2 separate regions of the Homo sapiens genome follow, and region 1 is linked to region 2. Evidence: chromatin contacts called from ENCODE Hi-C or POLR2A ChIA-PET data. All regions are on one chromosome and are shown on one strand. The core of a region is the stretch at or near the end of the contact, and the rest is flanking DNA. Distances in the headings are between cores, read along the strand shown.

Region 1 (3,761 bases), core at 238-2,737, 520 kb after region 2:
TGGAAAGTCTGGTTCGATCTCTTGCCAATGCTTGAAAATTTTCTATAATATGCCCACCCAATGATTTTCTGGCATTTGTTTGAATACCTCCAGCGACAAAGAAACTCACTACTCTGGAAGCAGTTTGTTCCCACCTTGGACGGCTCATTAGTGATTCCTTATATAACGAGCCCAAAATCTGTCTTTCTATTAATTTCTGCCCAGTTATCCTCGTTCTGTTCCTTAAACTCACAGAGAACAAGGCCAATCAGATTTGTCTAACAGGCAGAGACACGGGCTTAGACCTGGCTTAGAGACTGGTCTCTATCATTGAGTCAACTGCGGGCAAGTCATTGTCCCTCTCTAAGCCTCAGCTTCACTGGCTGTGAAATAAGGATCCTACGCCTACCTTAGAGTGCTGCTGTGAGGACTAATGAGCCAGTGAAAGGCAGTGCGTGCTAGCTTACGAGAAAATGCTTGAGAATGCTCCTGGTGTCATGAAGGATGTCACTCATGACCACAGTCTTCTCTCCTCCAGGACAAAGCCCTTCTGTTCTTTCAGGTATTTCTTACATAAAAAGGCTACAAATTCGTAATCATCCTAGGCCCTCTCTGCCCACATCTTTTAACATCAGGTACCTAGTTAATACTAAGCATCATCTGTCAGGTGTAGTCATGTAAGAGATCTGGTTGGTAAGATTTTTGGTTTTCTGTGTTTGCTTTAAAGACAGTCACATCTCTGACTGAGAGCATAGGTAGAAAGTATTAATTCCCTTGTTTCAGTTTAATGAATTCTTCCATGGAATTAATCCATTCTCCTCTTAATTCTGGGATCACTCCCACCTCCTGCCTCTTTCGCTGATAGTCATCAGAAAACAGCCCCCCTCTGACCTTGTCTTTTGTGGGATCCCTCTATCCTTGCTTGACTTCCCTGCCTCCATCCCCCACTCCTGTCTCAGATCTATGCCTATTAATGTTCACTGCAAGACAGAAGATCACTCTTGAGGTCAGAGTCTGTCTTCATGCCAGATACATTCGTGAGCAGATATGGTCACCAGCTCAAAGGCTACAGAGCCAATGCTTAACTCTGGGAAGCAAAACTTTTTGGAATTTGAGGTTGTTTTTTAAAAAAGATCTTGTTAAGAGAGAGAACACACTAAAAAACTCTTGCACCACATTAGAAACTACCACTCCCCATTGTAACCCAGGGCAGATCAAAGGAGAGACAGAATCCAAGGGACAGATGGGAGAGTGTTTTATGAATATACAAAGGTTCACAGCTACTTCGCTTTGCAGTCATCTTGTAGACCAATAGCTCCTCATCTGCTTTAGTAACAAAGGAGTTTGGGCTATTCCTGGAATGACCGAACACAATCTCGCCCCCTGCCAAGCTCAGCACACTGAGATTAATTTAATCTGCTTCCCGCTCTCCCAGACTGCTTTGCGGCCTTTGGGGAAAAGCAGCTTAACAGTGAAACTTGCAGAAACCTGCCCTGCTGGCCCTGAGGCCAGATAAAAGAGACAAAGAAATACTCTGAATTTGGTTCCTTACTCAATTCCCTTGACCAGTTCAGAGGCTATAAGTGCTGCCGGGCATTCCCACAGGTCTCAAATGCCTGTATACAGTCAGGCACCTGAAACCGAAAGGTGGAGGCAGGATAAGGCCGATGGGAGAGGCTGGGGGAGGGGAGTAAAGCTAGGCTTCGGTGGGGGAAGGGGGAGGTAAAATCTTGGCCTTTAGTTGACGCTGACCACAAAGGGCCAAGTATTCCGGTCAGAATGAACAGAGCAGCATGTTCCACGGAGTCTTGCCTAACATATGTCTCAACTTCTAGGCTGTTTCTCATTTCTGGTCTCATTCACAGGCTCTGGTACAAACAGCCCTTACAGGGGTGGGAGAAAACAGGAAGGACTACTCAGCTCCTGTTTGTGAAATTATCTGCTTTGGGACTGGTCACGTCTCCTAAGCAGAGCAGACTTCTCTAGGCAGGGGGCTACCACTCACTCAGTCACCTCGAGATCTTCAGGGGCTAACCCCATGTCCAAAATATGACAGGTGCTTAATGACCACTAAACTGGAATGTGTGGCATCCATGATCTCAGTCTTCACTGTCTACATATAGAATACAGGGCTGCCTAGTGCCAAGATAAGCAATTTGGCACTAGCTGAGATTTACAAGTTGCTTTCTGAAGCTATGATGTTTTGAGAGCAGCTAGGCTGGTGGTACCTGCCTACCGGAGCGGCATTTCTAGATACCTGATTATGAAGAATAAGAGCTATTTTTTGGCCCATGTCTTCCTGTTACAGTGGGGATTTCCTCAACAGAAAAGAGGTACAGGTGGACCTCTGAATTCCCTGTCCCCTTTGAAACATTTTTGCCAGACCCAGGCACTTGGCAAGGCAGGATGACCTCTAGAGGCAGAGGCAGGGAGGCTCCTAGGACCAGTGGGTTGATGTCCAGAGCTGACGGGCTCTCCAGCCTGCTGAGGACAGACGTCAGGCTGGTGCCAGTTATGCACAATTGGGCCACTTCAGAGCCAGTGCTGATGTTTTGTTTTGTTATACTGGAATACAGCTTAGTACAGGTTAAGTATCCCTTATCCAAAATGCCTGGGACCAGAAGTGTTTTTAATTTTGGATTTTTTCAGGTTTTAGAATATTTGCATTATACTTACTGGTTGAGCATCCCAAATCCAAAAATCTGAAACGCTCCAATGAGCATTTCCTTTGAGTATCACGTAGGTGCTCAAAAAGTTTGGGATTTTGGAGCATTTTGGATCTGGGATGCTCAATCTGTACTAACATCTGCAACAGGTATTTCAGATGGCCTAGCACTCATTCTATCTGACCCTAAGATAGCCTGAAGACATGGCTTCAAAGGCAATGGAGACCAAACGGAGCTTTTCCTTCTACCCCCTCACCTTGGTCAATGGCTGATTTCCACCTTATCATGAGAAGGGAGTATGTATTTTAACTTAAAAGACTTCTATTTACTGTTTGGTTGCAGTAGGAGTATGACAGAGCTAATGAAATGAATAAAGAATTTAAAGAAGCAGAGTAGATGATAACATGGCTCATTTTCTTACAACAAATTCTGCTCAACAAATGGCAAACAAGGTCACCTATAAAACCCAAAGCACACTCTCCAAGCCCCCAGCACTGAAGTCACGCTCACTGTGCTGCAGTTCAGCAGGCCCAGCCATGTGGCCAGGGTGGTCTCTGCAGGGTTCCCAAGGAACCATTTGCTCTAGAAACCGCCTCAGTGGAGCACTGCAGAGTGATGCCCAGTTAAACCATATCCAGGAGACAGCAGCAAACACAGCACATACCTGGTCCAAGCAACAGGCCGTACTGCAGTGCGGTAAGCTGAGGACAGAGTGCCCAGTCCTCATGGAAAGATCTGGGGCCACGCTTTACAATTTCTTTGGTTATATTTGGGCCCCCAAAGAAATTAATGCCACTGAAAGTGAGGAAGGCAAGAGATTTCACAAACACCTGTTTGTTGACACCTTCCCCCAGGGCGGGGTAAGTGAAGGGTAGGAAAGTGACTGAGAGGGAGTTGCGGGGAGGAGGGAGGGGAACAGGCAGGCTGAGCTCTATCTGGGACCCTGACAGAGTCCATCAATTAGAGATTCATTTGGTTAACAATTTCTTTAAAATGCAAGTATACATCTTACAGTCATTCACACTTTACTGTGAATTACTCGACTCAGATAAACAGATTGCTTTCCTCCCAATTTAGGGATGGGGTGGGGGAGGGGGTGGGTAGTGATTGTTTTGG
Region 2 (3,794 bases), core at 968-3,467:
GAATTTGAGACCAGCCTGGCCAGCATGGTGAAACCCCGTCTCTACTAAAAATACAAAAATTAGCCCGGCGTGGTGGTGCACGTCTGTAATCCCAGCTACTCAGGAGGCTGAGGCAGGAGAATCACTTGAGCCCAGGAGGCAGAGGTTGCAGTGAGCTGAGATTGTGCCATTGCACTCCAGCCTGGCCGACAAGAGATAAACTCCGTTCCAGAAAAAAAATCCCCAAAACAAAAAACCCAATTGAGTCAATTCTAATAGTTTTGTGTATTTTTAGTCTCCAACCAGCACTATTTTATGGAGAGAGAATAGGAAACAAAGAATCTAGCTAGGGGAAGCGTGCAAAAACCTTTGGTTAAGACTAAGTTGTAAATGGAATAACCCAAATGTCCATCAACTGATGAACGGATAAACAAAATGTATATCCATACAACAGAGTATCATTCAACCATAAAAAGGAATGACGTTCTGCTAGGTGCAAATACATGCATGAACTTTGAAAACATTATGCTAAGTGCAAAAAGTCAGACACAACAAACATATTGTATGATTCTAGTTACAGGAAATGCCCAGAATACGCAAATACCTGGAGACAGAGAGTAGATTAGTGTTTCTCTAAGGCTAGGAGTAGTGGGTAATAGGTAGCGTCTGCTAACGGGTGCAAGTTTTATTAGATAGTGTGATGGTTGTGGCCGGGAGCCGTGGCTCACGCCTGTAATCCCAGCACTCTGGGAGGCCAAGGAGGGTGGATCACGAGGTCAGGAGATCGAGACCACCCTGGCTAACACGGTGAAACCCCGTCTCTACTAAAAATACAAAAAATTAGCCGGGCGTGGGGGCGGTCACCTGTAGTCCCAGCTACTCGGGAGGCTGAGGCAGGAGAATGGCGTGAACCTGGGAGGCGGAGGTTGCAATGAGCCGAGATTGGGCCACTGCACTCCAGCCTGGGCGACAGAGCGAGACTCCGCCTCAAAAAAAAAAAAAAAAAAAAAGATAGTGTGATGGTTGCACAACCTTGTGAACATACTAAAACCCACTGAATTGTGCACTTTAAAAGGGTGAATTTTATAGTATGTGAAGTACATCTCTAAAAAGAAAAAACAGAACAGGCTGTGTGGCCCAACTGATTTATCACTACTCTTAGAAGGAAGCCCAATTTAAAATTGAACAGAATAAGGCCTGCAAGGCTCCCGTGACTTGGTCCCTGCCTACCTCTCTTAAACAAATAAATAAAATGTATACTATGTAGAAACAATAACAAAAAAAAGGCAGAGCAAGGTATGGGGCAGTTCTGGTGCCAGAGGGTTTGTTATTTAAATAAAGTGGTCGGAAATCATGCGTCGCTGATAAGGTGACAACAGTCAGAAGCCTGAAAAAGTTAAGGGGTAAGCAATATAAATATTTAAGTGCTTCCTCATAACTTTGCTCACTCCACTCCAGCTAAATTTGCCACAATTTCTGTTTCCTCCATCTGAAATGCTCTCCCTCCTTATTCTTCCATTCTTCCTCTGGTTCACTTCTACTCCTGTAGTTCTTGGTAACAAACGGAACATTTGTGGAGTGAGGGGGGGGGATCCATTTCCTTCAAGGCGCAGTTTGGAGGTCACTTCCTCAGGGAAGCCTTCCCTTCTCTCTTTCCCTTTAAAGCTCCCAGTATAGCATCTTCCAGTACTTACTTGAACCGTAATGGGTCATTTTTAACGTCTGATCCCCTTCAGACAAGCTCTGGCAGGCCCTTGACGTATCCCCAGCGACTAAGCACCACGTCTGGCACTTAATAGGGGGGTGGAATGGGAGTCCTGGATTCAAAGTTTGGCTCCAACACAAGACAACTGGACGCAAGAGGTGAGCCCACTGTGATTTCTGGGGAACCCAGGGAAGGGCTGCTTGATTGACTGACCGACCAGCAGTGAGATCTACAGGCTCTCTCAGAGCTGCGCCAGCGCCGAGTCCCCGGCCCCACATACTTAGAACCCCGTAATGGGGCTCAAAATCACTGAACCTCGGGCTCCTAATCCCCAACGGCGCATTTCCAACCCCCAGGCCTGACCTGCAGGTTCCGGGTGATAAGGTGCAGTTTCTCTTCAGGGCTGGGAGCGTCCCCCATGGCTCCGCTACCCCTGCTTCCCCCGCTCAGCCCGGCACCAGAGCCCCTTCCTGGGTCACCGTCGCCGCCGCGTGCCGGGAACTGTCACGCGAGTCCAGCCAGGTTGCATCAGCTGGGCTCGGCGCTCCGCTTACTCGGCCTGGACCCCTCCGGCAGCGGCCGGAAAAAGTGAGGAGCAGCAGAGAGTCGAGCAGGTCGATGAGACGGGAAAAGGTGGAGCCAGTGGGCACGGTGGGCGGTGCGGAGGGCGGGGCTGAGGCGCCTGAGCGGGGCACAACCCTCCTAGAGGCGGGACGGTTTCCTGCCAATCACTGCTGGTTTGCCCTCCCCCTGGTGTTGGCCCGGCTGACTCGGGGTAGGGGAGGTCGGGGAGGGGGCGATAAAATGGCGCAGGGGGCGGAGTGAGGCGCAGTCGTTCGCCCAGGCTTTGGCCCGGCTTCCGGAGGTGAAGAGCGGGAGGGACGAGGGGGTCGGCGTTACCCGGCTTGGAGGGGGATGGGGGCGCCTGTTGCTTCTCCAGGGGGTTGCGCACGCCGTCCGCCCCTTGGAGGGATTGGGAGGCCCACGCCCTGCTGCGAGAAGGGCGCGTTCTAGCTCCTGAGGTGATGGCGAGGGAATGTCCCTGCCCCTCCACCTCCAAGTCGGCGGGCGACAGATGCCCCTCACCCCGCTGAGGAAAAGGGAAGCTCCCTGGTCGTCTTGAGAGTCGGGGAGCGCCGTCTGCAGTCCCCTGCCCAGTGGGGGTGGGGGCCGCCTCTGTCCCGGCCGGCTCGGCGGGAGGCTGTTGCTGGCGGGAAGATAGCCGCGGGCTTTTCTGCCGCGTCTCGCGGGTGGGGGCAGGAAGAGGACGACCCATTCCCTGGGGAGATCTGAGGACGGTGGTCCCCGGGAGAGGAGCGCACAGCACAGGCCTGCTGAGGGGCGGGTTTGCCCCTACTGGGGGAGGGGCGGGGAGAAAACTCTCGCTTCTCCCGCTTTCCGCCGGGAGGCGGGAATTCGCGGTGTCCCCGGGGGAGGGAGACGCAAAGGCCCTTCCTGGAAGGCGACACCGTCCCGGGCCGTTGCATTTGTGAGAGAGAGCCAAGGCAGTATCCTCCAAAGGTTGGGCCTGGGCCACCCTTTCTCCGGCTCCTCAAGGGCTGGAGGCGGCGTCACCAGTTACTTCCAGGGCAAGAGGGAAAGCAGTTATTACCTCAGTGGGCCCTGGAAAGGTCCTAGAAGTGGTTGAATTGCCCACGGCCTGCCCTAACCTGATCTCCGGTGTTTTGTGTATTTATTAGGGACTCCAAGCTCTACCAGACCTGCCTGAAGTGTTTTAAAGCACATTTTCTTTTTGAAAAGAAACCTGTTGCTGCAGCTTAGCGCATCTGTTCTCTGTGTCCATGTGGGAGGAGAATCCTGGCACCCTCATCTAGTGAAATGTTACCTAAAGCAAAGATTTGCAGCCCTGGGTTGTTTTTTCCGTCCTGCAGTGTTTTTAGTTACTTCGAAGGAATTTGCAAAACTGTTACAGATAATTTCAGTTCTTTTTGATTTTTTGTAAATGTTGTGCCTATTTTTTATGGAGTGATAAAGCCTGCTGAGTGCGTTTCGTGCTGTGTGCTTCACATGTATTGCATTTGGGAAAGGTTGGAAATCAAAGGCCAGGGGGAAGTCTTGTCCACTGGAAATAATCTCTGCTCTTGGCTGT

What was found. Hi-C counts contacts between places; a loop is a spot of excess contacts on that map. ChIA-PET counts read pairs that join two places held with the same protein, here RNA polymerase II (POLR2A). Pooled maps may share reads with other maps.
Region 1: a map with no recorded cell type shows a loop between it and region 2 (2.6-fold over the local background). The contact joins the enhancer-like site here to the promoter of YARS1 in region 2. A Hi-C loop is called at or near these places in 1 of 168 maps with a recorded cell type or tissue (naive thymus-derived CD4-positive, alpha-beta T cell), 8 of 37 single-sample maps with no recorded cell type and 7 of 50 pooled maps. POLR2A ChIA-PET finds 5 or more read pairs at or near these places in 2 of 52 experiments (GM12878 and MCF 10A).

What each region holds. Positions count from the first base shown.
Region 1 is chr1:33,337,189-33,340,949 of GRCh38, forward strand. The region is part of intron 9 of PHC2 (polyhomeotic homolog 2); the gene reads right to left. Among named protein-coding and RNA genes, the nearest start is that of MIR3605, 6.6 kb to the left of the region's middle. Within about 2 kb of position 1,488, at least 24 of the 41 ENCODE cell types and tissues checked have a DNase peak (open chromatin) inside an H3K27ac peak, as active enhancers do.
Region 2 is chr1:32,815,141-32,818,934 of GRCh38, forward strand. It overlaps YARS1 (tyrosyl-tRNA synthetase 1), which reads right to left and starts at 2,218. Exons shown (of 13, transcript NM_003680.4): 1 at 2,048-2,218. The coding sequence starts at 2,104. It overlaps S100PBP (S100P binding protein), which reads left to right and starts at 2,513. Exons shown (of 7, transcript NM_022753.4): 1 at 2,513-2,549. RefSeq lists enhancers at 1,330-1,831, 1,832-2,331, 2,080-2,389, 2,757-2,926, 3,360-3,469.